2 separate regions of the Mus musculus genome follow, and region 1 is linked to region 2. A link is a loop called in an ENCODE intact Hi-C map of the cell type or tissue named here. Cell type or tissue: left cerebral cortex. All regions are shown on one strand. Each heading gives the region's core, and the rest is flanking DNA. Links, peaks and the distances in the headings are about the cores only.

What was found. Hi-C counts contacts between places; a loop is a spot of excess contacts. Peaks named below come from ENCODE experiments on the same cell type or tissue, not always from the same donor. Only the 100,000 strongest peaks of a DNase experiment are listed, where the experiment ranks them.
Region 1: it touches region 2 in a loop (2.4-fold over the local background); 7 of 42 quality-filtered maps call a loop at or near these places.

Annotation. Positions count from the first base shown.
Region 1 is chr6:95,109,366-95,124,907 of GRCm38, forward strand. Kbtbd8 (kelch repeat and BTB (POZ) domain containing 8) reads left to right here and starts at 8,515. Exons shown (of 4, transcript NM_001008785.5): 1 at 8,515-8,609; 2 at 9,158-9,368; 3 at 12,374-13,482. The coding sequence starts at 8,594. It overlaps Kbtbd8os (kelch repeat and BTB (POZ) domain containing 8, opposite strand), which reads right to left and starts at 8,266. Exons shown (of 2, transcript NR_153843.1): 1 at 8,227-8,266; 2 at 4,652-5,038. In left cerebral cortex, for the core only: a CTCF peak has its summit at 8,631; DNase peaks (open chromatin) are centred at 7,810, 8,423, 8,953, 9,207 and 1 more place; H3K4me3 peaks cover 1,580 bases; H3K27ac peaks cover 676 bases.
Region 2 is chr6:95,191,722-95,207,263 of GRCm38, forward strand. No RefSeq gene overlaps it. Among named protein-coding and RNA genes, the nearest start is that of Kbtbd8, 82 kb to the left of the region's middle. In left cerebral cortex, for the core only: no CTCF peak of the experiment used is centred there; DNase peaks (open chromatin) are centred at 7,074, 7,484 and 10,710; H3K27ac peaks cover 1,188 bases.

The DNA of each region.
Region 1 (15,542 bases), core at 5,613-13,612, 80 kb before region 2:
AATTAAAAACATATTTTAAAAAAGATGTCATTTGGGGCTGGAGCGATGGCTCAGTGGTTAAGAGCCCTGACTGCTCTTCCGGAGGTCCCAAGTTCAATTCCCAGCAACTGCATGGTAGCTCAGAACCATCTGTAATGGGATCTGATGTTCTCTTCTGGCGTGTCTGAAGACAGTGATAGTGTACTCACATACATAAAATAAAATAAAATAAAATAAAATAAAATAAAATAAAATAAAGGTCTTCAAGGAGTATTTGAACCTGGGCAGTCTAACCTAATCCTAGAGACTGTGTCTTTTTATAGCAATGATATTCTGCCTCCTAAAAAGGAATCAAACTTCCAGATAAGAATATATTGTATAGACACACAAATACACAAGCTGAGCTCTGTGTTCTCTAACAAGAAGGCCTTGAGAAGGACTGGAAGACAATGGCTCTGTATTTGAAATGGAGCAAGTTCAGCGGAAGCCAAGTGCACATCCATGGGCTGAGCTGTTCCAGTGGGCGTCGCTCCTTCTCAGGGGCTAACTGGCTATGCAAGAGAGCAGTGTGCGAAGCATCTGTTGCTCAAGATGCTTCCTTGGCCTTGTATTGCCTCTCATCTAATGAGCACAGCAATTATGGTTCCAGAAACAGCTAGCGTTCAGCCACAAGAAAGAGAAAGGTTTGAGCATCTTTTCGTAATGAACCCACTATCTTTAGGAAAAAAACCAAAACAGTAAAGTAGTAAATGATGGTCTAGAAATACCTCTTCCTCCTGGCATTGTCCCTTGGGTTGGGTGTTGACTCTCAGGCTAAGTCTCACTCTCCTTGCAGGAGGATCCTGCAGTCAAGCTAAGTTCAGTTTACAGACAGATTTGGATGGCTATTTACCATGTAAATTTCCCTTATTGTTCTTCAAACTGTTATTCACTTGAGTTCCTTCAGATGCTGAGCTGAGCTCCCCCACCCATTCTGTCATTAATATTAAACACTTGGTGGAGGAGAAAAGTAAAATTAAGGCTTTGAGATTCATACCTCAGCAGTGGGCTGGTAGTGAAGCACACCTTTAGTCCCAGCACTAGGGAGGCAGAGGCAGAGGCAGAGGCAGAGGCAGAGGCAGAGGCAGAGGCAGAGGCAGAGGCAGAGGCAGAGGCAGAGGCAGAGGCAGAGGCAGAGGCAGAGGCAGAGGCAGAGGCAGAGGCAGAGGCAGAGGCAGAGGCAGAGGCAGAGGCAGAGGCAGAGGCAGAGGCAGAGGCAGAGGCAGAGGCAGAGGCAGAGGCAGAGGCAGAGGCAGAGGCAGAGGCAGAGGCAGAGGCAGAGGCAGAGGCAGAGGCAGAGAGGCAGAGGCAGAGAGGCAGAGGCAGAGAGAGAGGCAGAGGCAGAGAGGCAGAGGCAGAGAGAGAGGCAGAGAGGCAGAGAGGCAGAGAGGCAGACAGGCGCAGAGGCAGAGGCAGAGGCAGAGACTAGCCTGCTCTAGAGTGAGTTCCAGGACAGCCAGGGCTACCTGGAGAAATCTTGTCTCAAAGAACCAAGGAGGAGGGGAGAAAAAGAAAAGAATGAAAAAGAAATTCATCACTCAGTTCTCACAAAGATTGGCAAGTGCTTTCTGTCTAAACTCACCCACTGTAACTTTCCCATTGCAGCTGAGACAAATTACTACTACTGGTGGGGCTTAAAATACAGTCCTTGGGAAATAAGACTCAAAAGTCTTTGAACAGTCATTATTTTGTCTATTATTCAACATGCATATCTATACAATTAAATGCATGGTTTTGAGTGATATATATTCATATATATATATATATATATATATATATATATATATATATATCACACACGAAGGTAAAGTAGAAAAAGAACAAAAAATATGGATGAACCAACCCTTAAAAGCAGAATACGGTAAAAAAAAAAAAAGTTTAAAAATGGATTAGATCCACAACCTAACACTATCATGTGAATTCTCGGGGTACACAACACAGAAATATTTTTACAAGAATATTTACTTAATGCAATGAGAGATTTCGTTTTTGCTTTTTTGGTTTTTGGTTTTGTTTTGTTTTGGTTTTTTTTTTTGTTTTTTGTTTTTTGTTTTTGAGACAGGGTTTCTCTGTGTAGCCCTGGCTGTCCTGGAACTTACTCTGTAGACCAGGCTGGCCTTGAACTCAGAAATCCGCCTGCCTCTGCCTTCCAAGTGCTGGGATTAAAGGCAGGTGCCACCACTGCATGGCTGCAATAAGAGATTTCAAATCCATAACAACTGTATTTAAAGTTGGAAGAAGTCAATGTAGAAAATCAGAAGTAAATAGAATATATAAAGCCGGAGATCGGACTTCAGGGGTTGTATGTGTTATGAAGTAAGTCAAGTATTAACTATACTCTTGCAACACATATTGTAAAAGAGGATAAAGAGGCTGGAGTGGTAGCTCAGGGACTAAGAGAACTTGCTACTTTTGTAGAGGACATGAGTTTGTGTCTGACACCCAAATGGTGGTTCACAACTACCGATAACCCCAGTTCTAAGGAAGCTGACACCCTCTTTTCTGACCTCTCTGGGCACCAGGCATCACAGACATACATACAGGCAAACCACTCATACACACAAGATAAAATTAAATCTAATTTTTTTAAAAAAGATGCATTTATTTTTTGTATATGAGTACACTGCAGTTGTCTTCAGACACACCAGATCCCATTACAGATGGTGGTGAGCCACCATGTGGTTGCTAGGAATTGAACTCTTTACCGCTGAGCCATCTCTCCAGCGCAAATCTAAATTTTTTTTAAAAAAGAAATGAGATAGTTTTAAATGGCAGTACTGTATTTATGGAAAGTGAAACAGAGCCATCAGCAGCCATCCATGGCCCAGAGGAACAGAAGCAGGAACACACTTAAAATAGTGGCTCTCAGCTGGAGGGACATTCACACTGTCTGGAGACATTTTTGGTTTCACTTCTGAAAGCTGGTCAGGCTCCTAGCCCCTAATGGGCAGGGCCAGAGATGTTGTTCTAAATCCTCAGACACCACCTCGGGGCAGTCTGCCGCAACAAAGAAGATTCTGAGGGAAACGATCAGGAGGACTGAGGCTAAGAAAGCCCTTGGTACAACAACCAGACACAAAAGTTAAATATTCCTGAAAGTCTTACGGACACATCAGTAGCTTTCTTCCATAAATATTTAACTCTGCTCTCTCTGCTATGTTTAAAGTGTATTTTCCAAAATACTGGCTCCCTAGTCTCCATAAATTTCTGTTCTTGTATCTGCAGGCTGAAGATTGCTTCTTGGTTTCATGTCCCTATTTACGCTTTTTAGTTAATCCATGGACTTAAAACATATCAGAACATAATTAGGGGTAGAAAAAAAAAAACAAGAACTACTTTTAACTCTACCAGCTTCATGTGGGTTATAAGCTAAACTTCAAATAGAGGAGAGTGTTGATATTATTGTCACACGTGCGTGGACAGTGACTATGGCTCTTAATATCCATCTGAGTGTGACTGAATTAATTTGTGGGGCGTGATCAGCTTAATAACTAGTCATGGTAAATTATATCTACCATCAAGAAACACTAAATCATCAAACCTTTAAATTGATCAGTTTTGCCCAATAAAGTCAAAATGGTTTGGCAGGGGGCTTCACCTTCTACACTCTGGTTTTCCCTTATTCTTTCAATGAAAGCCTCTCAAATCTGCGCACTCATCATCCCTGGCAGATTCTGGTTTACGCTGTGTTTGATGCAGAAGTAAGCATAGGGTCCCAATGCTGCACTGGTTTCTGGGACCACACAGTGTAATCAAAAGATCCTGAGCCAAAGACCATCATTAATAGTAAGGTACACACAGTTGATGTTTTACCTTCAGGGTTAAGCTATGAGAAATAAGAAAGTGTCTATTGCTTTGGCAAATGTTTCTGCAACACATCCTGCTTTGATTTCCTGCTTAATGCCTACATTAAGTGAATAGGCTCTCTTAGTGCTTCTGAATTCCTTAACATATGGTCTGAAATGTGTATCTTCAGTTAAATAGAGGGTACCTTCAACTCTTAAGATTGACTTGATTTTTATTTGAATATGTTTTACCTCACAAACAAGGTCCTAAGTTAGAATTTAGGCTCTCTTCTAGTCCCTTCTCTACTCCCCTTCCCTTCTTTCCTGATTTCTTTCCTCTCTTTCTTCTGTCATGATCCCTGTAGCACATGGTGTCTTCCCAGAATGCAGGAAGTGATGAGGAGCAAAAATATTCTGAAGCCTGGATGAGTGGTGCATACCCTTAATCCCAGAATTTAGGAAGCAGAGATAGGCAGATCTCTGTGAGTGTGAGGCCAGGCTGGTCTACATTGTAAGTTCTGGGCCAGCCAAAGCAAATAGAAAGACCCTGTCTGAAAGCAAACCAAAGGAAGACAAAACAAAACAAGGTTTTTTTTTAAAATTAAGTATTCATGCATACACATTTTCCTTCTTGGGTAGGCTAAATTCCAAGTACTAGTTAGACAAATAAACACATTTTAGTATCCTCTGCTATAATTAAAATCAGTGTTTGAAAAAATATACTTTTCTTCGTTTTACCATTACATAAAAAGATATAATAAAGTAGAGAATACTCAATAGGTAGACTTAATGCTAATATCCACTTAGAATTCTGGATTTTTAAAAAAGAAAACCATATGCAACATATAGGCCCCAGAATTTAAAACATCAGTTTTAGTATCTGCAATTATATTCAATTTATATTAAAAATACTCTGTTGCTTTATTCCAGGCATTAGTCCTGATGATACAAGGTTTTGGCAAGACAAATGTCACATTGGCCACATCAAGTAGACTGTAGCTGAGATGTTAAATGCTTAAGGATGTCATTTGCTGAAAGGTGACAGTCTTCCATGTGCCTTCCTCCCTTCTTTCCTTTTATACAGCCCTGGTTAATCTCACAGCCTCCACAGTGCCCAACAAGGAAATTGGTGAGCCGAAGAATCCATTTGCAGAAGTGAGGTTCTATTTCCTCTGCCTCCTCTGCCATCAGCTGCTATCACATCTGTGTTGTGTGGGATCATTACTGACAGTTGCCTGTGTACAAATTATAATCGCTAAAAGTTACTCTTTCAATGTTAAGACAGACACACACACACACACACACACACACACACACACACACAGAAAGGTGAATGCATTTTGTTCTCATCTTCTGAATTTGTTGTTTTCACGACTCTTCATCTTTTCTATAACTTAAAGATCAAGACTTTTTTCAAGAAGTTCTTTTTGCTTTTAGTTCCAAGGCAATATATACATACTATAAGAAAGCCCCAGGGTCTAACTTAAGTACAGTTCTTCCAGTTTGCTTTTATAGGTTTCTATCCTTTATATATTTTACTTTAAACTGTAACTATGTGGGAAAATTGCTTCAAAGGGCAACACAGTGGTGAATACATCAAGAGAACTGGGTTACCTTTTCGTCTTTCTTTCGAGGCTGTTCATAGGCTTGGTAGGTTTCTTTGAGATCTGTGGAAATATTTTGGGGCCACTTGGCAGGAATTTGACTTTGGGCCAGGACATAGGAAGTAAGCCCAGGAAGGAATCTGATTTGGGGCTAGAACAAAGAAATAGGCTTCAGGCAAGAATATGACTTTGGACTAGGACAGGGAAGTAGGCTCAGATATCTTGGTCATCCTGATGAGCCCCTAGAAACAGTGATCAGGGGACTTTGTTTATTGTCTTGCTTGTTCCTTACCTAGAACTGACCTTATTTCTTATATGTAATTAAAAAAAAGATTTATTTATTTATTTATTATATGCAAGTTCACTGTAGTTGTCTTTAGGTACACCAGAAGAGGGCATCAGTTCTCATTACAGATGGTTGTGAGCCACCATGTGGTTGGTGGGATTTGAACTCAGGACCTCCAGAAGAACAGTCAGTGCTCTTAATCACTGAGCCATCTCTCCAGCCCCTGTATATAATCAAAATGGTATAAAAGTAGATTGGGAAAAAAATAAACCCACCTCAGCCTCAGAACTGACTGAAGTCATGTTACAGAGTTGTCTAATTGTCTTTTTTCTTTTTAATCCTCACTCCAGCCCTGGAGAACCTGTTGACTGACTGAGCAGGCTTAGTCAAAGATCCTTCTGCTTATCCCTTTTGTTTAAAATGTGCATCATAATGATAACAAATCTTCTCTAGACAATGCCACCTGACCAGTTGTGGAGTCTATTTATAGGATATTCATGCAAATGGCAAGCTTACAAATTTTTATTTCTTACATTTAGATTTAGTTTCTGTACTTTGTAGTCTGCCCCATTCCCAAATTGACAAATCTTTGACCATTAAAGGATAAGGAAGCTTTCGTTTGCTTAATTTAGCAACAAAGACAATTACATTATTTAATTAGTACAGAATTAAATAGAAAATTGAGTTTTAAAAGCAAGAATGAAAGAAAATTAGCCAAGAGTCTCTTAAAGAGCTTTAACAGCATTGAAAAAGTTGTTGATTAAATTTGAACTTCAGTTAAACAACCAATAGGACTTTCTCCCAAAATGCATGCTTTCTGTTTTAATTGCTAAATTTATACTGATAATGCCATTTTTCTTAATGCCCTCAATATTGTGAGCAGAATGTTTTTACTAAATTATTGAATACATGAAAAATGCAAATCCAAAGTTAGAAGTAACAAACATGAAGTCAAATTTATCATGTAAAGACTATGCTGATAAGCAAGCCTTTAATGTTTCATTAGCAAGGACTGTGAGTGAGGCTCTTAAGCCCCGATCCCCAGGAAGCACCACATCTTATTAATTTGCCTAGTGGCACAGCACTTGGAACTTTGTTTAAATTTCTAACGTACCTAGGGAATAGAACTACTTTAAATCATTCCCACTCTATCAGTCACAGGTAAAATTTCAAGACCCCTTTAACAAGGTCACCTGGAGTTGGTGATGAGGCTCCCTGGGAGCTGGTAGTGTGCATGCATGGTGCCTGTGGTTCAATTTACAGCAATATACTAAATACATAAATAAAAAATAATAAAATATTCAACTGCTTGACCTAATGCTAGGAAAGTTACTACTGTGAACTAAGTCTCTACTGAAGCTTCCTTCCCATTCACTGATAAAGGGGTATCTGCAAGTATTTGTTCACTTCGCTTTCCATTCATCTTTTAAGTTTCTACAACTTGTCAGAGCATCCTGTTAGATGCCAGAAACAGGATGAGGAAATCAGAATAGATAACAAGGTGGCTGGGGAGATGGCTCCGTGATTAAAGTGCTTGCCATGCCGAGAGAGAGAGAGAGAGAGAGAGAGAGAGAGAGAGAGAGAGAGAGAGAGAGAGAGAGAGTTAATATCTCTGGGTTTCGATTGAGAGACCATGCTTCACTGTATAAGGTAGAAAAGCAGCGTTGTAGGATTTCTGACACCAATCTCCGGCCTCCACGTGCACCTGCACCGCCCCCCAACATGTACATCCACTCGTGCAAACAAAACAAAACAAAACAAAACACCAAACCACAGATACAAATGCACACACACAGAGACTCAGACAGACAGACAGACAGACAGACACACACACACACACACACACACAATAGGAGAAGAAAAAAAAATAGGTCAACAATAAAACCCCTGCTTTCTTGCAAAAAACTATGAAGTAGACTGAATGCCGAGTGCTCGCTGTTATAAGAGAGGTTCAAGGGCTGGAAGAGCTTGTGCAAGAGCCAGGGTTGAGCACGGTCCAGAGGAGCGCCAGGCTCAGCCTCTCTCCAGCATCTCTTCACAGGAAAGCCGGAGGCCCTCTTCACGTTCAAGAAGCCCAGGGGAAATCAATTATCCGAGTCTCCCTTGAGTACTCGAGCGCTCTTCGGTGTGACAGGTGTTTCCTGGTGTGCTAGAAATGCAAGCCAAGTGGATTCAGGTCCTGAGTGGCCATGTAACCAGACCCAGTTGATCTGTGAAAAGCGGGGCATGTGGCTAAGGGGATGCAATTTCAAGTGGGCGTTACAGGTGACTCATCAGAGACCTATCGATGGTGTGTGTGTGTGTGTTGGGGGGGGGGGGGTTGTCTTATATCCTTTGTATTTTTGGATAACAGCCCTCCTGACCATTTCCAACTTTTCGGAGTTTCATAGCCCTCGTGCAGAGCGCGTTTTCATACCAGAATCTAGTCACGGATAGGGAATTTGGGGTATGAAGACAATTATTTTTAAAGTGGAGTCGAGACTAGGAGAGAGGCCCTTGCCGGGGAAATTTGCTCAATAAGAGCTTTTCCTACCTCACTCCTCAGAGTGACAGTTCGCCTCAGCCAGATGACTACATTTCCCAGCGGGCGCTGTGCATCTCAAGGCACAGGCTGGCGGGCTCGGGGCGCTCCTCCGCCCAGCTAGCCAATAGAAATGCTCGGCTTGGGCCTCTGTCCGACTAGGAGCACGCGGGAACGGGGGCCTTAAAACTACATTTCCCGACGCGCTGGTAATCGCGCACTGACCAATCAGAGCCAGGTATTTTGAGGCTCGGGGAGGAGCCGACTCGGTCAGCCACCCTCATTGGCTAGGCAACGCTTAGCAGAGCCGGAACCCGGGAGCGAGCGAAACGCAATGACATTTCCTCTTTAAATAACCGGAGCCGGGGCCCCTGTAGTAATGGCCGCGTCGGCAGGTGGGTGGCGTGGTGCGGCCGCCCGCAGTGTCGGAGGAGGGAAGCAGGAGCGCGGGCGCCGGCCACAACCTGAAGCGGCGGCCTTAAGGCGGGAGGGAAGGATGGAGAGACGGCGGGCGCGGAGGCGAGGATGAATGGGGAGGAGGGCGGTGGGCGGCGCGCCCGCGAAGATGGGGCGTCTGGGTACCGGCCGCCCGCGAGGCGGTTGAGGGGTGCCCTGGCAGTCGCCCTCGATCGCGCTGCCCTCGGGAGCCTTCCGTCCCGCGCTCGACCCGGAGCCGAGTCCCCGCGCATCGCCGCCGCTGCCGGCTCGGCTGGCTCGCCTCACACGCTCCCTCCGCGAGCGCGGCGGTCCGGGCTCGCCGGGCTCCGGAGGAGCGCGCCGGCCTGGGAACTTGTTCGCCCTTGTTGAGCTCTCGGCTCCTAGAGCCTGTGTCGGCGCTCCTGTGCCCACACACGGACGTTTGTGTACGGGGTGGGGGGGAAAAAAACCCACGATGCCGTAAACTGGCTTCGAACTTCTTGTGGTTGTGCGATTTTTCTCCTAGATTTAAGTAAGTCTTCCCCAACACCGAATGGGATTCCATCTTCAGACACAGCCAACGATACCATGGATCCTTTCCATGCTTGCAGTATTCTTAAGCAACTCAAAACAATGTACGATGAAGGACAGTTGACAGACATTGTAGTGGAAGTGGATCACGGGAAAACATTTTCCTGTCATAGAAACGTTCTTGCTGCAATCAGCCCCTACTTCAGGTATGACGACGGTAGAAACTTATATATTACTATCCGTACAAGACTCCCTTTCAACCCAGTGTTAGCCACTTGATTGTGGTACTGAGTTGGGACAAATACATAAAGGCAAACCAGGTGTTTATTTTCTGAGAGTAGGTAACAGGTCTTGCTTGTCTTACTAATGAGCCCCTGTTTTGAGGTGGGATTCCAGAGTTTAGATAGTTGGATTTTAAGTTAGTGGACTTGTGAGGTATTCATACTATGTATGCTGCCAGCCACATTTGAAAAAAATTATAATGCTTTAAAATTAAAATCAGTGGCGACACTAAAACATGTCACGTGCACAGACAACTAAGTGTGGCTGGTGGCTGCTGTACTGGGCAACGGGGATATACAGTGTTTCAATCAATCATTGAAATGATCTAGAATTTTAAATATTTCTGATGTTTCCCCACCCCCCACCCCCGGTTTTTAGTACATAGGACTTTTTTTTTTTTTTTTTTTTTTTGAGTTTAAAACATAGGAACTTGCTCCTTTATAAATAAACTAGGATTTTAAGATTGTTTTAATGCCATGGAGTTTTGTGAAGAGTAGTGAAATAAAATACAGGTTATTTATGTCTTACTTTCCAAGATTCCCAGAAATAGTTCATGCTTTCTAAACTCTCTTTTTGTCCCTTTTGCCATAAAATGTTGAAAAGTGAAAGTTTTATTTGAACTCAAGTCTGAAAACTAAGTTTTTAGTCTAAGAACAGATGATTGGAATCGGTTTTGTTTCAGGTACTTCCTTCTAAAAGCCCTTCAGCATACAGAAGTGGTTCGTGAATGATAGGAAGACTATCTTGTCAGCCACACTCTTGCTCTATCTTTTGAGGTGCTTATAAGGTGCTTATCCATCCCACTGTAATGTTGCATTCATTAGTTTCTGGTCCCTCTTTCTCAGAATGCTGGGTCAAATACAGTTACATCAGTTTTGATATTGAAAATCGTTTAGACTTGCCTGGGGTAGGTCATTGAACCAAGTATTAATTATTACAGGATAGAAAGCTGGAAAGAAAAAAGATGAAATGTCCAGAACACAGGTTGGCTTGGCATTAGAAGCCACTGCTGCTTGTCATGTGTGTATTTGAATATATGGCACGCTTGTTCCTTACCAAACTCTGAGTGAAGCTTACTTGATATGTATTGTCTTCAATAATCCTAATAATCTTGTGCTTATACAGTTATGCCCATATGTGTATGAAAAGATCCAGATGAGTGATATCTAAGTCATTCAAATGGCAGAACTAGATTTTATTCTAAAATTAGACTTCTTATTGTGTGACACTTAACAAAATGGATCAAGTGGGTCTCCATTCAAGTTTCTGTTTTTTTTTTTAATGAAACAAAACTATATTCCCTTTGAATAGTAAAAGTAAATAAATAAATACATTGAATGGATATGGGAGTGCATGCTTTTAATCCCAGCATGTGGGGAGCCAGAAGCAGGGGAATCTCTGAGTTTGAGGCCAGCCTAGTCCACATAGTTTCAGGACAATCAGTGCTGTATGAAAAGCCCTTGTCTCAGCATAGTAACAACAAAAGTTTCTTTAGAATGAAACCTTAAGGAAAGGTAATGATGTTTACAAGTAAGTCCTACTTAAAGCTCCAAGTATTCTATCTGTGTTGGGGAAAGAAGATTCAAAAATATACTCACTTAAAACAAGAACAAAAACCAAACTGTCTTAAAAGTGTATGCCTAGGCTACTCAGAATTTACTGTTGTTGAGGATGCCCCCGCACTTCAGCCTTCCACTAAGTGCGATCATACACCACTGCACCCATCTAAGAAGCTCAGTCTTAAGGTTGGACATTGGGGAATTTAAAAATAATTTCCAAAGAATCAGTGATGTGTTAAATGTTAAACTCTTTAGAAAAAAAAGCATATTAACCCTGCCATAACTTTTTGTGTAGATATAAATAGGTAAAGTACAGGAACTTAACTGAGAAAATGAGGTATATCTATTAAGGAAGGGTTTTCAAAGTGCCCAAGAGTAAGCAGTCTTTTAGAAGGTGTAGGTGAAAAGTGTAGCCCTTTGAAGAATGCCGTGCTCTTTCTGAGGGGAAATCTACTTTGTCCACACAATACAGCTTTCCTTGGGCCGTCACAGATTTTATTAGACTGACTTACTGTGCTTAGGACTCATTTTGCTATCTTAATGGTATCTTGAACTTTTTCTGAGACATGATAATATAAGGTCCATTATCCATAAGGCAATTTGACTAGAAGCTTGGATGGGTGCTACAAGGACAGTCAGATCGGAAATATGTCACAATTTCTCCTTCCAGAGCTAGCATATAAGAACAGAATCTTGCCCCTCTGCCTCCCCCAGTTCTTGTGTGGACTCTGGTGAAACTGAGAAACCCAGTTAGCACAAGATCTAATTAAACAAGAGATGCCTATATGAATCTTATTAATTTTATGTACCCAGAGAGATTTTTTTCAAGAAAGTAAAGTACAGTTGTCAAGGAATATCAAGGCAAGTGGCTATCTGGATTAGAGCAATAAATTGCAGGGATGTTACTTAGGGATATAGGAGAGTCAGGGAGATACAGAAGTACTTGAAAGATAGAGTGTGACTTCAGAGTTTGTTTATTTAGACGCACTCCAGTCACAACTACTCTGACAATCAAGGATATTTTCCAGCCTTGATAGGTGAAGGACCACCATTCCAAAGAATCTCCATGGCTTGCTGTAGAGAGAGACAGAGAGAAGGGGGAGGGGACACCACAGGGCCCTTCCATCACCTGTAGTTCCCCAGGTGATTTCAGCTTGAAGCAATCTGCCTTATTTTTAGATTGTATGTTTTTAACTCCTTCTGTACAAGATGGAATGGCCCTGAGAACAGAGCTTTTGGGATTAGCTGAATGTAAGTCTTTTGTGCTAGATGATCAGTTTTCAGAAGGGCTTGTATGTGCGATGACTTTATACTTCTAAAAATTTCCGTTTGCAGTGCATATAAAATATTAATCTTTTTTTTTTCCTTAGATCCATGTTCACTAGCGGCCTTACAGAAAGTACTCAGAAAGAAGTTCGAATCATTGGTGTTGAAGCTGAATCAATGGATTTAGTATTGAATTATGCCTATACCTCTAGAGTTATTCTGACAGAGGCCAATGTTCAAGCCTTGTTCACTACAGCTAGCATCTTCCAAATTCCTTCCATACAAGACCAGTGTGCTAAGTATATGATTAGTCATTTGGATCCACAGAATTCTATTGGAGTCTTTATCTTTGCTGATCATTATGGTCATCAGGAGCTTGGAGATCGATCAAAAGAATATATCCGTAAAAAGTTTCTGTGTGTCACCAAAGAACAAGAGTTTCTCCAACTGACAAAAGACCAACTCATAAGCATACTAGACAGTGACGATTTAAATGTGGATCGGGAAGAACATGTTTATGAAAGCATTATAAGGTGGTTTGAACATGAGCAGAGTGAAAGAGAAGTACACCTTCCAGAGATTTTTGCCAAATGTATACGTTTTCCTCTAATGGAAGATACATTTATCGAGAAAATTCCTCCTCAGTTTGCACAGGCCATAGTCAAAAGTTGTGGAGAACCCTCCAACACCAGTGGCTGTACACAGAGGCTTGGAATGACTGCTTCTGAAATGATCATATGTTTTGATGCTGCCCACAAACACTCAGGAAAGAAGCAAACAGTGCCTTGTCTAGATATCGTCACAGGAAGAGTGTTTAAACTATGCAAACCACCAAATGACCTAAGAGAAGTTGGGATTCTTGTGTCACCAGATAATGACATATACATTGCAGGAGGCTACAGGCCAAGCAGCAGTGAGGTGTCCATCGACCATAAAGCAGAAAATGATTTTTGGATGTATGACCATTCCACCAACAGATGGCTTTCCAAGCCGTCCTTGCTTCGGGCCAGAATAGGCTGCAAGCTAGTATACTGCTGTGGTAAAATGTATGCAATTGGAGGGCGTGTTTACGAAGGTGATGGAAGAAACTCACTGAAGTCTGTGGAGTGCTATGATAGCAGAGAGAATTGCTGGATGACTGTGTGTGCCATGCCAGTTGCAATGGAGTTTCATAATGCTGTGGAGCACAAAGAGAAAATCTACGTTTTACAGGGTAGGTAGCAAAAGGAGTCTTCATCAAAGGGTTGCATGCCAAGGTTGGGTTTCTTAATAATAGCAAAGCAGGTAACACTTCCTAGTGGTTGCTTCTTCCTAACCATAAACTATGCTAGAACATTCTCTTAGAAAATCAAGGTCAAAAACATTTAAAATGTTAAAATATTCCTAAGTTCCCGAAATAGTCAGTTCTCTGTTTTTGAGTTATGTTTGGATCTCAAAGTATTTTTAAAAACATAATAAGGAATACTTTATTTCTTATTATTTCAGAGCATTTTCAAATAAACAATAAAGGTTAATCACACCTGGCTATTTTTGCTCTTCAATAATAGAATCAAGAGATGTGGCAACTACTTTCTTATGGAACTTACGAATGAGTTTCCTGAAGCTGCACTCTTCATTTACCAAGGAACTTTGTTTTTCTTCCAAGATTATATTTATGTGCATTTTGCCTGCATTTATGTCTGCACCAGGTGCATTCAGTGTTCACAGAGGCCAAAATAGGGTGTTGGATCACCTGGAACTGGAATTAGAGACAGTTGTAAACTGCCGTGTGGGTTCTGGAAACTGAACTCAGGTCCTCTGGAAGTGCAGAGCCGCAAGTGCTTTTAAACACTGAGCTGTATTTCCAGTTCTACCAAGTATTTGTTTGTTTAAAATGTTATATATATGAGCATTTTTGCCTGAATGTATGTGTATATACCACATGCATACTTGGTGACTGCAGAAGCCAAAAGAGGGATACCCTGGAACTAGAGTTAGAGATGGTTGTGAGCTGCCCTGTGGATGCTGAGATTCAAACTTGAGTCCTGTAAAAGAACAGCTAGTGCTCTTAGCTGCTGACCTACTTTCCGGTGCCCACGAAGGGCTTTAATAGATAAGAAACTTAATTACAAAGGCTTGAAATTATGTTCTTTAGATCTTAGCTTATCAAAAATTGTATGTATATGAGTGTGCAGGCCAGACATTAACATTGGGTGTTTTTCTATTGTTGGCCACTTCATTTTTTGAGACAGGCTCTCACTAAAACTGGAGCTTACCAATTGAGTTGACTGGCTTGCCTTCAGGTCCCTCAGGAATCTGACTTTCTCTTTCTCACTGCTGTGTGAGAGAGGTGTGCCACTGTGCCCTGCTTTTTCATGGATCCTATGGATCTGAGCTCAGATCCTCAAGCACTTTACCTGCAGAGCTCCTTGACTCTTACGTGGTTTAGTTGCTGGGATGTTGAATGCAGTGTAGGTAATTCTAAAATCCTTATTCATTTACCATGTTTCTTAATGGCTTATATTAAAATACTTCCTTATATGACTACTTTAATAAGTCAGGAACAGCTCTTTTGCTCCCTTCTCTTGCTCCTGTTTCCTTATCCTCTTCCTACCCCTTTCCCCATTCCCCTCTCCTCTCTCTTCACATGCTCATGGCCAGCCTCTACTCCCCATCCCCCAACTCCCCTCCCCATTCCCTTAATAAACTTTATTCTATACTAAAATAAATAAATAAATAAATCAGGAACAATGTAGGCTTTCATGAAGGTATACATGATTATTTTTAAGCCCTATCCCATTTTTTAAAATGGTATTCTTGGGGGCTGAAGAGATGGCTCAGCGGTTAAGAGCACTGACTGCTCTTCCGAAGGTTGTGAATTCAAATCCCAGCAACCACATGGTGGCTCACAACCATCCGTGATGAGATCTGACGTTCTCTTCTGGTGTGTCTGAAGACGGCTACAGTGTATTTAAATATAATAATAAATAAATCTTTAAAAAAATGGTATTCTTTGCTTTTAAAGTTGACTTAAAATTTCTCAGAGAAGCCTGGATATATTTGCTTTAAGTTTCGTATTCTGAAGAACTAATTAAGTATAGTACTATCTGGTACTGTATTTTAGTTAAATGAAAGCATGCTATGGTTTGGGTTTCTCTTTGCAAAGTATAAGAATGGGTGTGTGATTCATCCAGTGTGGTTCTATCATCCAGTGTGATGAAGTGTGCCGCTTTTCTCCTCCCTCCTCCTCCTCTCCCCCTCTCTGTGTATGTGTGTTACTGGCAAAAATAGCTT
Region 2 (15,542 bases), core at 3,061-11,060:
GCAGACAATGGGCTTTGCAATGCAATTGAAACCATATGGTAAGATGGAATGTTTTATAGCATTGCTTTTAAAAACAGGTAGGGGAAGGTGATTCCTGACTCCTGCTAAGAGATTCATGTAACAGGAAAACACAGGCCATCTGGCTAGCTTGCCTCCAAATAAACGATACCACCTTTTCTTGTATATCTTATTTCACTTGGCATTTACAAAGATGTGGAGGCAGACAATAAAAAGTAACTTCCTTTCTAAGGTTAGGGGAAAAAAAAAAACCAAAGCCCAGAATCATTTTAGACCTAATCAGGTAAAACTAAAAGGCAAATGTAGGGTTCAATGTGTAGCTGACCTTCCAAATCTGAGGGTCCCATATCAGCAGAGTTGACCAACTGTAATCTGAGACTATTCGAAAACCAGTTGTGTTCATATACAACATATGCAGGTGTGTGTGTAATATGTAAATGTAGAGCATGCATATGGGAATACCAGTATATGTGCCCTATGCAGGCACACATAGGCTAGAGGAAGACCTTCACGTATCTTTGTATCATGGCTTTGTATCTTACAGTCTTGACATAGTCAATACTCATTTCTTTCAGCTTTCTTTATACTCCCAGTGACTGATTCAGTACTTTGTCTACACCGTGTGAGCTGTGGTCCCTCTGGTTCCCCTCCTAGCTCCTACTTCCTTATACTTCACATTGCATCTTAGTATTCACCTTTTCAATCACCTAACTTGCAAGTGTTTTCAATGCCCTTTGCCTGTTTGATACTTGACTAACAAAAGTTCCACCTATATTTGGGCCCACCCATAGTGCATCCTGTCTGTTCTCACACTCCAGAGCTATGCAGCACACACCTGTGCAAGTTGGGGCCAATAGAAATTTGTGGTTGTTGACCTTAAAACAGCTTGTGCGTTTTCTCCGGCAATCCTATTTTCCATCTTAGCTTTTGTCCATTCAAGTTTAGTTTTCACGGGACCCAGGTCAAAAGTTCTCTGTTTTCATCAAGCCTCCAATTTCCCCACCTCATCATCTCTTTAATAGAAAAAAAAAAGCAATCAGGAAAATTGCCTCAAGGTTCTCCCATAAAAGCCAATCAGTTTGCTTCCTGCATGTCTCTGTTTTAGCTGGAGTCTGGAGCGCAAGAGTGAGGCAAAAGGGATGGACATTAGGGCCAGATGGGGAAGGGGCCCAGGTCCTGGTAACACTGCTCAGCTGTCCACTGCCACACAAGATGCTGATACAACCAGGCATTCGCCCAACCAGAGGCTCTCGTGAAAACCTGCACTGAATATAGGTGCAGGTGATTCTCAATTTACAATGGTCACACTGAAGAACTTTCAACCATAGAGTGGTATGAAGGCCAAATACATTCAGAACGACCCATACTCACATATCACACTTTAAGGTGTTCTCTGGGCTGTAAACATACAGGGTGGTACTTTCATGATGCTATGGGATGATGGTGAGCCACAACTCACTAAATGAAGATTAACAGTTAATATTGCAAGGCTATAGGCCTCTTAATATTATACAGTAAAATAGACAAATGCTAAAAACAAATCAACATTTACTCATAGTATTTTCAGATTTAAAATTGACATTTTCATGTATCATAGTAATAAAAATGTTAAATTTGATATAATAAGTTAAGAATATAGTTAAAGTCAGCATGAATGTCAGCACTCAGGAAATGGAGGCAGAGGCAGAAGCATGGGCAGGTGAATATAGAAATTAGTTACATAGTATGTTCTAGGACAACCAGGGCTGCATAGAGAGAAGCCATTCTAAAAATGTAATTAAATAGTAACTTACCAAGAATATGTAAATTATATATACATATACAATGTACATATAGAGGGGGCAGGCTGGAATGGAACTTGCTGTGTAACTGAGGACGGTCTTGAACTTGTAATTCTTCTGAGTTCACTTCCTAAGTGTGCATTAATTGAGCATCTATTTTATGCCAATCTTCATGCTAGGCACAGAAGACACAATATTGGGCTTAATGGTAATTGGTGCTTATCAGGAAAGGTGCCCACTTTCAAGCCTCAGGACCTGAATTCCATCCCCACGAGGGATGAGAGCCAAGGGGGATACAACCTCTGCCCCAACTTCCAATAACTCATCATAAGAAACCAATTCAGCGATAAAAATTTACCGCAGCATTATTTATAATGACAAATATTCATAAGTATAAAAATGTCTAACGGTAGGGGATGTTACATAAATCATGGGATAAAAATACAATGAGATATAAAGAAATCCATTATATATTATTTTTAATAAACACTCACTGACATGGTAAGAGACTCATCATAAAATAAGTGAATGGCCCAAGATATTATTCAATACATTTTGATTGAAATTCTGTGTTCCTGTCTGCCTGTGTGTGTACACTTAGTTTTAAATGTATATTTTAAAAACATATATTAAAATTGGGATATATTTCCTAAAGTATTCGTTACTTTAAAGTAGTATCACCATTCTTTATTCTCTTCCTTAAGTGATAATTGTTATTTTTAATATTTATGTGTGCATGTATGTGCACATGTTTGTCTGTGTACTGTGTGCATGCAGTCGTCCCCCCCCCCCCAGAGCACAGAAGAGGGTATAAGATCCCCTAGAACTAGAGTTAGTAGAGGTTGTGTTGCCCCTCGTGGATGCTGAGCTCTGAACAACTGAGTTGAAAAACTCAGCAGGTGCTTTTTATTGATTCATCTCTCCAGCTCATCTTAAGTGATTCTTTGTAAGATAAATGTGGTCTATTATTGGGGCACACACACACACACACACACACTTGCATGCATACACCAGAGAGAGAGACAGAGACAGAGAGAGAGACAGAGACAGAGACAGAGAAAAGGTATTTTCTAATTCACTTCTGTATTTGATTATTGGACAGTAAGAACTGTGAATAGGGCATGGTCTTATGTGTAACACCTACATACAAATGAACTTTATTTATCATACAAGGATAAGTCTCACAAGAGACACTTAGGGAACTCATTAGATCTTACCTTGAATTTCTTCACCACAGCTTACCTTTGCCAGGAAGCTCCCTGCACGGTTTACTTTCTGAACTCAGAACTGTTTCATTTCCATACTTGCTTTCCCCACCTCTGCTTTTGACTTTCATATGAAAAAAAAAAAAAACATCTACTTCTGAAACCCTGTGATCTTTATATTGCCTTTGAAATTTTGATTTCTTTCATAGCTTAAGTTTTAAAGTATTTGTTTTTAAACTCTGAGTGAAATTTGCACTTATCAAAGGTTAATTAAACGGCTCCATCTGGAATTATGAATATTCTGAATATTTACCCAGGATTAAAGGATTTGGACACACACACATGAAGGGCAGACTTGTAACGCATCCTAGCTCTAAAACCCTAATAAGAAAGACCAGATAATTTGATGACAAGAGATTTATTAAAAAGAATCTTTCTGAACAAGCTGTTTTCCCTTCCCCATCTGTCTGTTTCCCACCTGACCACATGTCTCAGACAAGCCACCACAGAGAAGGGATGTCTTCACTCGCACAGTGCAGGCTGAATCATTTCTAAAAGCAGGCTTCCTCTGCTTAGTTTGAGTCCTCCCAAGGCCAGCCTGCCCTCAAGGATTTGGGTGCAAAGTAGCTTCCTAGGAAAGGAATGTAAGGAGAGGTGGGGGAATAGAGTGAGCTGGGCAGGACCCAGCTGCAGCAGGGGTTGACCATTAGGCGATTCCTGAGGGCACCTGGAGCTCCTTTCGATTGGAAGCCATCTGAGAAGCTGTGTAGAGTGGCTGTCTACTACGATCTAGGTCTTGTCTCCTTTAACACTCATATTTAAACACAATTCCTAAAGTCATAATTCTTCAGAAATAAAGACTTGGGGAGGTACTTATGATCAAATGTGGCCTTGGGGCTGGGGCTCCCATTATGGTATTAGTGGCTTCATAGGGAGATCTGAGCTAGCATACTCACTTTGCCCCATCATAGGATGCCTTCTGCCTTGCTACAAAGTAGCAAGGGGCGCCCACAGATGCCAGCACCATATACTGCTGCCTTTAGAACTGTAGGACATGAGTAGATTCCTTGTTTACCTGGCTTGTGGTATTTAGTTCTGGCAATAGACAATGTCTCTCTTCATTGATGATGAAATACCAACTATTTTGAGCCATTTATTACAGAAATTGTGGCTTGGCTGCCTGGACTTATTACTGTAGACTGCGGATCAAGGTTTAATTTTGACATATGTTTTGGCCATTGCTCATTTGTATATTCAGTTTCTTACTAGAGGTTCAACTCTATGGAGATGCAGGAGATCCTACATTCAGGGACTAAGTTAAGACTCAACAGATTACTTATATATTAAGCCTTAGCTGAACTACAAAGAGCTAATACAGATAGGAAGCAAATCTTAGAGGCCTAGACCTATGACCAGAAAATAGCAGTAACCAGGAGCCACAACAGAAACAAACAAACAAACAAACAAACAAACAAAAAAACAAGAGCTTTGAACCACACATGAGAAGCTGCAGGGCCTCCCATGGGTCCTCTGAGACTGCAGGAATGGTGAAGCCTGAAGACGGAAGGGCTGAGTGAAGCTGGAAAGGATACTGGTGTTAATGTGATACCTGAAACTCTGGATTTGTAACACTCAAGGGAATGAAGATGTTTTGATCAGCCTTCTAACCCTATAACAAATACATGAGGTTGTCATCTTATAGAAAGAAGGTTCGCTATGGCTCACAGATTTGGGGATTTAGGTATATGGTGGGCAGAACCATTGTCATTAGACCTTGGGCCAAGGGGCAGTACATACTGGTGGGAGAAGAGATATCCTTCCAAGGGAATACCTCAAATGATAGGACACTCTTTACTATGCCTCCTGTCTTAAAGGGTCTACCATATCCCAACAGCACCACACTGGGGACCAACCCTTTAATATACAGGCCTTGTGGGGCATCCCAGATGAGCATAGTAACAGAAGAGGGTATCTGCATTTATACTTGGATGCTTCCTCCATACGATGTTCCTTCCTCGGGAGCCTGCAGGCAGGTCTGCAAATCAGAGCTTGGTTTTTATCCCTTACCTATGCACAGCATGACAAGCAGAACAAAAATGGCTCTGTGTTGCCAGGGGGTGGATAGAAAGACTCTTTGATCAGCCATTCTGCTCACAAGAGCTATCCCTAAACCAGGGATGGTAATGTAAGCAATTTAACATACATCTATAATTAATTTGTTACACTTTTGCAGCTTCTGGCAAATCACAGTTTGAAAGGCTCACAGAATTAATGGCCCCAAGGAGAGAAGAGATGGAAACCCTTCAGAAATAAATGGGTTTGTTTATTCCCAAGCATGTGAGCCTTAACAGCCAATTTTGGCTGTAGGTCAGGGTTAATTTAGTGTTTCAAATGTGTCTTTTCAAAAGCCTATAAAGTCAAAGATGATCCTTATCCCAGATATCAGATCTGTGGTGCAAAAACTCTTTTCCTTCTCAAAAGGCTTCTATGATCAGTTAAGGAGAGTGGGTTTTATAGCATAAAGGTAGAGATAGCATAGAGGTAAGAAATAAGACTGTATTTACTTACTCAGTTTTTGCTTGTTTGTTTCTTGAGATGGTGGTCTCACTCTGTAGCTCAGGCTAGCCTAGAAGACACTGTATCCCTTTCTGGCCTCAGACTTGTGACTGTTTAATTTTTGTAAATTACACAGATGATAAAAAACTAATGCTCATGGGCTTGGGAGCTGACTCAGCAAGTAAAGTGCCTAACACACAAGCACACAGATCTGAATTCAGACCCCTAACACCTGTGCAAAAAGTAGACATGGCCACATGCATCTATAATCCCAGCGCTTGGTGTGGAGGGTAGAGCCAGGAGAATCCCAGGGGCTTGGTGTTGCTGAATCAGTGAGTTCCATATCCAACAAGAGACCCTATCTCAGAAAACAAGGTAGAGAGCAATAAAGGAAGACACCTGATGCCAACTTATGGTTTCAAAATCACACACACACACACACACACACACTCATGCACATACACATGCACACATACCCACACATAGACATGCATGCACATACACATGCTAAATACTAAGTGCTAAATACATATACTAAAGCAAAAGCACACACTCATTAAATTTAGAAATGATCATCTAATGCTAGCCTTGCCTAGAAATTTCCTGTGGTAGGTAGCACCAAAGATACCCTGTTCTGAAAAGCTCTCACAGTCGTGGGCAGCCTGGACCATCTGAGTTTTTGGAAGGTTTACATTTAAATACATTCATTTTTGGAAGATGATGACTGAAACGGAGTAAAGATGACCCCTGTGCTATTTCCATATGGATGTAAAATAGACCTACACAATGTGAGATAAGGAAGAATTGACCAGACAAACAAAGACAAAGACAGCAAACAAAGCTTCAAGATCTCAATTCTGGTGGTTTGAAGAAGGAGACAGAGCTCAGTCAGTAGGTAGCTTGTTTGTTTAGAGGAATAAAGGCCTGGGACTGATACTCAGCACTGCCATAAACCAGGTATGGTGGTGACACACATGTAATCCCAGCACTTAGGAAGTACAGGCAGGAGGATCTGGAGTTCAAGGCTATCCTTGGGTACTCCGTAAATTCAAGGACAGTTTGAGAAACAGCAACAGTAAAAGGTTTCCTCATCTGGTATCTAGATACAGCTCAAAGACAAAGGAAGACAAAAGCGAGCTGTCTCATCCTCCTATCTACCTATCTTCTTGTATTGTTTTTGTCTTTTCTAAAGCATCCATAGCAATGGCTCTCAAACTGTGTAGCCTGGGCCACCAGCAGCACTATCCCTTGGATACTTATGGGAAATGCAAATTCCCAGACCCCAGAGTTTCTGCATATGGCACTCTGAGTGGGAGAGGCAGAACTCTGTTTTGTCAAATTTGCCGAGTGATTCTAAAGCTTGAGAAACATGGAGAAGCACAGCTCAAGAGGAGTCCTTACTAATCCTTTCACACTGTACAGCAAAACACAGTCTTACAGGCAGCACACTGGGGCAGATCCTCGGGCCTGTGTGGGGTGTGGTGAAGGGCAGAAGGGAGCTTTCTCAGCAAGTCTGCAGACCCACCATGGTGCATGCTTCTTCATTACAGAAGAAAGTGGAGCAGATGGGCTACGCTCGCTCTCCCACATGCCTGCCACAGCTTTCCACTGTGATAGCAACCAAAGTGGCACAGGCTGCGTGTCCCTTACGCAAATACTTGGGACCAGAAGTGTTTGGGAATTCAGATGATTTTGTCACATTTATGGATAGGTAACAAGTTGTCACCAGATGAGACCAAAGTCTAAAGACAAAATTCACTTATGTTTCATATATACCTTACACTCATAGCTTGAAGGCAACGTTATACAGTATTTTGAATAATTTTTAGCACAATACAAAAAAGAATTGTTGTAGAATTTTCACTGTCTGTCGAGTTTACTGACAAGTAAATTTTCCCTTCTTAGACATTGACTAAAGCCAAGTTTCAGACTCTGAGCATTTGGGATTTTGGATTTGGGGATCATGGATGCCCAACCTCTACCTGTTCCCAGTCCTTTATTTATCAGAAGCTACTTAACACTAAAGAAAAGAAATCCTTCGAAATCCCTTGTGGTTCTGGAGGCAAAGGCAGGTGGATCACTGTGGGTGTTTACACAGCGAATTCCAAGCCATGGCTACCCAGTGAGACCCAGTGTTCTTTTGTTATTAGTTGTTTTTTTTTTTTTTTTTTTGCTTTTATAATTCCCTCATTCAAGATAGGCTCGGTGGTGTACACGTGTCATCGCAACACCCAGGAGGGCGAGAAAGGCAGAGAGTGAGATTGAGACCAGCCTGAACCTTGTCTTAAAAAATAAATCTTCTCCATAGACACAATAAGAAGAGAACTTAAAGAATAAATTTTAGGGGGCTTATCAAGATGACTCAGTGGGGGGATGTACTTGCCATCAAGACTGATAACCTGAGTTCTATCTCTGGACTCCATGGTATGAGGAGAGAAATACTGACTATATATTTTCTTCTGACCTTTGCATGTACATCCTGACGCACATGTCTGTGCATACGCACAAAACACAAATGAATAAATGTCAAAGGTTTTCAATTAAAAGAGAAAAAGATCTTTGCTTTAATCATGCATCTAGACACAGACATCTGGATTCTGGAGCAACCTTGAGGGCTAATTGAGTGAAAGGAGGAGAGGGATGGGCCAGGAGACAAGTGAGTCCTGTACTATTGCTCTACCATCCTTAGATGCATCCCTTCCTGTTTAGTCTGTTCAGGAGGCATGTGGGCTTGTCATCTGTTCTGGCTTCAGCCAGGATCTGGGCAGAGGGAATCCACTCATCAGCAGAGATCAAACTCCTTGACATTGACAATTGGAAGCTAAGAAAGGGGTCTGGGACAAGGGGCTCCAATATCCCAGATGGAAATGGATTGGTACAATGCCACGAAAGGATCTCAATTGCATAGAATAATAAATGATTTGAATAAACTAACTTATAATTTAAAACAGATAATGTCAATATTCTAACCCACATGTGTATAGTGATGCATAAACTCTTGGCTTAAATGTAAAATTCCTATGTTCTTACAATGGCAGCGTCCAGTAATAGTCTTGAGCAACCACTACAGACCCCATCTTGGTCTTATTTGAGCAAACGGCTTTGTGATATTTTATCTATCTCAGATCCACAACAGAAATGATCTTCAACTTTAAGCAGTATTCAGGGCCATGCAAAGTCAGTCAGCTGTGAACCAAATTGGATAAAGAATGTCTGTCCAGTCAGGAACAGTGTCTGAAGCATTCTGGTCTTTTCCAGTCATCAAATCAATATTTTCAAAGTCTCAACAAAGCACCTCCATCACCTAGGGCACTAATTGCTTCATTATCTCAATTAATTCAGTCATTAGACATTTATGTTTCTGTAACATTTGAGTTTTAAAATTAAGTTGATGTAGTGGTTACTCTTGTCCTCCAAATCTGAAATCTTCACATAAAATCAGGGAGATATATAGAGGCGTGAACAGATTAATATGCACAGAAGTCTTAAATTTCAAAACTTTGCTCATGCTTAATATTACCTTTAGTCTGCTTTTCTTAAGAGTATTTTTAATTGGGTACTGGGCATAAAGTTGATATGGAACATTGTTAATTTTAACCGACTTATTTGATTGAAACTCCAAGAATACAGAAATTGATTAGCATGTGGAAGTTCAACCAAAATTTTCCTTTAAACTTGTGTTCTGGAAATTAACAACATTTAGTGATGTTGTACCCTGTGATTCATCCTACAGTGTGTGCCTGCCTGGTGTACTGTGGGACTGTAAGGGCTCTTACTCCGTTCCCTACAGTAACTGTGGCTGTGGCCTTATACTGTGTGCTGGGTGGGTAAGTAGAGGGTCATGCTAGAACCTCTGAATATCAACTCTTTCCACGTGTAAATATGTCTGGAAGGGTTTCTACTTGGAGTAATTTATAACATAATTTCATAAACTCATTAAAGTAGTTCTTTTCTGCAAAAGAGAGATATAGTAATAATAATAGTAATAATAATAAATAATATAATATTTAAAGGAGAAAAGGTGGCCAAAGTACCAACTTCTTGGTTTTGATCAGCATCTGGACTAACTAGGTACTCAAGAACTAACACAATCATTAAATCTTATCACAGCCAATCCATAGACGCTGACAAAAACCCACCAAGCTGAAGGTGCACCAAACATTGACTAAATACTATCCCAGGAAATACATTGCTTTGTTATCTTATTTCCATAGATATCATCATTGTTCCATTTAAAAGACAATAAAACTGAGGTTTAGCAAGGAACTTGCTGTGTGTGAACCAAAGTTTTCTGAAGAAGCGACATCTGCGCTGAAGATCAACTGATCGCAAGTTTTTGTTTGTGGAGAGCAAGAAAGTTGCCGATAGGCAGCCAAAATTATGGTGGGTTATCCTTAGCCCCCTCACTCGTCATTTGCCACTGACTTCTGTGTTTGTCTTAAAATCTTTGGCAGTATTATGTAATTATTAATTATTATTATTATTATTATTATTATTTTGCACTATCTTTACCAACCCTGAAGTTAAGGATGTTGAAGTATCGGAAATCTATAGATAAGACTACCAGACTCTAGGGGGACCACTTACCTGCTGACCTCATGACATTGAGTGAACACTCTGACTTTTGATTTCTCTCTATGACTATGAAGCTCCCTGCAACTTCTTGCACACTGCGCCATATCCCTTAGGGTAACTTGAATCCATGTCCTAGGCCTGTGGTCACTTTAACTTAGCTCAGAGTAAATGAACCCTCATTCCCTTTGGTGCAAGAACTATAATTCTGTTGACATACCCCATATAAGAAATGCTCAGAGAACCTAAGAAGAAACTTGCTATTGTGAATAAATGACTACAGTCTGCCTGAAGGCCAAGACCACTCCTCCTCGGGGGCTGTGTATCATATTTAAGGACCCTGTGTGGACTGGCTGAAGTGCTAAGATAAAATTTCAAAGCCCATAGGCAACAGGAATTGATTTGCTTTTGAATGTGAACGCACTGCAAACTGGGACAGACAGCCTTCTATCCTGGAAAATTCCAAATGCTGTTCATAATGTAAGCCCTTGATTCAATCCAGGGCTCCTAGAATGTGTTCTGCCTCTGGCCTTCTTCCAAGAATCCATTATTACCGGGGTCTACTCAGACCTCATTTAAAAACAAGCAGCATGGTTCTCTGGAATGGCCACTTTTGGGTTCTGCCTTTAGCACAACGAAGGCTTCTGTGCCACCCACAGACACCAGACAGTATAAGTCTCCCCTGCCACCTCCCCCACTCCCCCTCCGTTCACAGATGTGGACAGCGTTTTACCAAGAGAAGTCAAACAAAAGGTTGGAGTGGATTTCTGAAGCAGCAGATGCAGAGCTTTGGATGAAGGATTTCAATATCCTACAGTGTCCTCCACTGCCTAGCAACCCCCGACTTCTGGACTCACCCTCACCCTGAGGAGATGTTTAAATCACACCCGCACAGAGAGGTTACAGCAGTGGGGACAACTGCAAATGATCCAGCAGCGACACAGCCCTGGAAAGAAATATCAGTTTTTCAGCCTAGAGGTATAACTCTCCGAGGTCTACACAAAGCACCCTTGATTCCGGGAGGCCACACTAATTTCTGTGAAGGAAATTCTTATTCCTAAATACAAGTTGAAACAGAAAAAGGCTCTGACCTCGCTTTTTTTTTTTTTTTTCAAACCATGCTTTCTGGTCAGGAGACAGCAATGCCCACCTAGGGATTCTTGCAGGGTAGTGTGGAAAGGGGGCAGAAAAGCTGCAGGGCTTAGTTCAAGGACTCCCCTCCTCCCTCGGAGTGCAGCCTATGTTTTCTCACAAATGCGCTGTGAGAATGAATAACTAATGAGTGATCATGAACGCCCCAGACAGTTTGAGTGCAGCGTAAGTGATGGAGCTGATTGTGCTTCCATTTTATCCAGCACCGAGGGAGGCTGGGTTTTATGTCTGCCCTGTGATGTGATCCCCGAGGCTTTTTGTAAGTAACAAATGCCCCTCCTAAGCCACCGCTCACATTCAAGCACACATGACATGTTCCGTGGAGACTGCTTTTATAGATGAGGCCACCTTATGTGATCCCGCCTTCTATGGCAATGACCTTGTAATCTGCGAGGATGTGCAGGACAAGCTAATGGGGGATAAGAATCAAGATGAATGCCTGCTCTATGGAAACATCAACTGAGCACAGGGAAAATCAGAAGAGTTTCACTATTGCCTGTTGGTCACTGCCAGAGGATACGCTGAGGTAGCTCTGGAATCCGTTTGGAAAGAAAGGCGAGTCATTGTTAAGGCAAACTACCCTGTGAGACAGTAAGAATCTTAAGATATCACAGAAACATAATTTAGTCTTATCTATAGGGAAGAGATCAAAAAGTAGTCCCAGAAGCCATTTGCTAGAGACCCAGGCCATCAGTCATATGTATAATGTCAGAGTCAGCACCTTTGTGACAGAAAGGAAAGGGTTAATATGACCCCTTCCTGAATAGATTATTGTTGACAGGATCTCGAAACCTGGGTACAATGGTCTTCATGTCAGCCTTCATATATTTATTTTAAATTATATAAAGGTCACAGACTAGACCAAGCTTTGGCGGGCCTTCTTTTGGGGTATCTCCATCCTTGATGCTGAGAACTTCCTTCCAATTCTGTAAAACTGATAGGAGTTTGGTTTAAAATTATCCCATACTTCTGGTTTTTATGTAGACTCGTAAAGAGTCCAGGAATCACCACTCTCATTGTCGAATGTCAAATAGAAAATTACAGGTCCAAAGATGAGAAACATTTTTTCCCCTGGGATCTAGCAGAGGATCATAGTTGCAAGGTTAATGGTTACCCCTAACTCTGAAGGGCTATGCTTAGCCAGAGGGGTGCAGCTGGGATTTTCTTGAGTGGAGGAGGACCTATTGGAACCCAAAGGGAGCTGGGCATTTCAGCAGCTGGAAGTTCCAGGAACTCTAGGGGCCTGGATGACATCTTCTGTGAGAGCAGGTATCATGGGAGATCGGAGAACAGTGGGGGCTGCATCTGACAGGCCATAGTTTTGTGTATTTGCCATTTAAGCACTCCACTCTTCTCAGAGTTGGCTCTAAGAACACTGTCCCTGTGACTCTAGAAGGGGAAGAGAGATTGTTGCACAATGTACCCAGAGTTTGCTTCTACAAACAGTCTAACTGGCAGGAGAAAACGCATGAATGTCAAGCCAGAGTCAGGCTCATGGAAGCACTGGGATTTCCTGAAATGTGTAAATTGTTTCCTTATATTCACATCAGAACACCACACTGAGAGGCCCCAGAATAGACAGCTGTGAGACACAGACTGTCTGAGATGGATAAACCCAGCGTCAAGGGGAGACCTAAGTATGGACTGAGGAAACCTTGAAACCTCGAGGGAAAACACAGGCTCCTTCCTGCCAGGTTATCAAAAGTTCTCACAGTTTAGGACTCTTTACTTCAGTTTTTAACTGCCTAGGGCAGTAGTTCCTTTGTCACTGAAGTTCAGAGGCATCCCAAAACACAAAGCAAGCACAGGAGAAACAAGAAACAGACTCAGCCGTGACATAGAAGATTAGAGTGAGCAAATAGGAAATTAAAATAAGATGAACGCACTAAGAGCTGCAATTCAAAAGCTATGCTAAAAATGAAAGAGATAGGAGGAGCACTGACATTGAAAGCTAGTAGGAGAGAAGAACTGGCAGGCACTAGAGCAAACCCCCATCAAAGCCAGAGCACAGGGCAGCAGAGAGGAAAACAGGGGCATGCTCCTTAGAAAAATTAAGGAGCCTGACAATCCTCAATGAGGAAAGCCACAAACCACAGCATTCTCTTGTCACATCTGATCCCCTGAACAGTGCAGGCAAGCAAAGGTAACAGCATGGACAGCCCTGCACCCAAGAGTCTCCTAACACAGAGAAAGCAGACCTCGAAGATGCACACAGGCACAAGAATCGCTATGGCTTAAAAACTCAGATCAACATTCGACAAAAAATGAAAGTGAGACCAATAGGCTTGCTGGAGAGAGAATTCCACCAAACATTTAATGTAGAATTAGTCTGTTCCATAATGTTTTCCCCAAACCAAAGAAGAAACATTTCTGAAACACCAAGTCAAGTATTACCCTTCAACCAAAATGTTACAAGACAACTAAAATACTTCTCAGAAATTGAACGCAAATACCTTGAACATAGTGTTATCTAAACAAATCCAATGCATAAAATTATATGCCTGTCAACTGGATTTCTTCAAAGTATGCGAAGTTGGTGAAAACGTTGAGCAATCAATAAGTGTAATCCACTATATCAATACACTCAAGAAGAAAGATCAGATATCATATCCCTGTCAGTTAATGCTAAATAAACATTTGATGCAATCAAGTTCTAGTCATCTCATCCAATGAGGTGCACAGGGTGAACTTTTCAAGATTATCTAGACTATCTACAAAGAGGCCACATCTCTCATCCTTTTTCATGGTGAGAGTCTGAATTTTTTGTCTCTCTGTCTCTGTTTCTCTCTGTCTCTTTCTGTTTCTCTGGTTTTCTGTCTCTGCTTTGCTTCTCTGTCTCTCTGTCTCTCTGTGTTTCTCTCTGTCTCTCTGTGTTTCTCTCTGTCTCTCTGTGTTTCTCTCTGTCTCTCTGTGTTTCTCTCTGTCTCTCTGTGTTTCTCTCTGTCTCTCTGTGTTTCTCTCTGTCTCTCTGTGTTTCTCTCTGTCTCTCTGTGTTTCTCTCTGTCTCTCTGTGTTTCTCTCTGTCTCTCTGTGTTTCTCTCTGTCTCTCTGTGTTTCTCTCTGTCTCTCTGTGTTTCTCTCTGTCTCTCTGTGTGTCTCTCTGTCTCTCTGTGTGTCTCTCTGTCTCTCTGTGTTTCTCTCTGTCTCTCTGTGTTTCTCTCTGTCTCTGCCTCTTTTTCTCTCTCTGTGATCAGGAAGAAAACAAGGCTGTTCTCTGACCATTACCATTCAACATCATGTTAGCTGCTCTAGGCATGAAATCCAAAAAGAAAGGAACTGGGCATAGTGCTGGACACCTGCAACAGTCTTCAGGAAAAACTCTAAGTTCAGCCTGGATACAAAGTAAAAGGCTGTCAAAAAAAAAAAAAGAAAAAGAAAAAAAAAGAAAGAAAAGAAAAGAAAAGGAAAAGAAAAAGAAAAAGAAAAGGAAAAAGAAAAAGAAAAGGAAGGAAGAAGAAAATAAAAGTGTTCCCACATGAAGATGATATTATCTTTGTAAAAAAGTAAGACTCAACAAAAATTATGAAAGAGTCAAAACATAAAGTCAAACAATGACCAATGGGAATCTGAAATTAAAAAATAATTTTTGACTGTTTTATGTGTAAACACACACAAATCCTTGGGAATAAATTTATAAGATTTTATGAGTTATAATGCTCATATATGCCAGGCGTTGTGGCACATGCCTTTAATCTCAGCACTCCGGAGGCAGAGGCAGGCGGATTTCTGAGTTCGAGGCCAGCCTGGTCTACAGAGTGAGTTCCAGGACAGCCAGGGCTACACAGAAAAACCCTGTCTCAAAAGCACCAAAAAACAAAACAAAACAAAACAAAACAAAACAAAACCCAATACTCATATATAAATTTATAAATAAAAATACTAATAGAAGAAATGAAAAGAAGATAGAAATATGTGGAGAGATGCCCTGTGCTATAGATTGTAGGGATAAGGTTATTACAGGGTAATGCTTTCCAATTTGATCTATAGATTCAGCATACTTCTTTTTAAAAAAGTCTTCCATTGCTAGGTGGTAGTGGTGTGCTCCTTTAATCCCAGCACTCAGGAGGCAGAGGCAGGTGGATCTCTGTGAGTTTGAGGCCAGTCAGGTCTAAAGAGTGATTTCCAGGGCAGCTAGGGCTACATAAAGAAACCCTGCCTCAAAACAAAAAAAAAAAAAATCCTTTTATTTTCTTTTATGTGTAGGTATTCTGCCTGCAAATGAATCTGTATATCATGTGCATGCAGTGCCCACAACGGC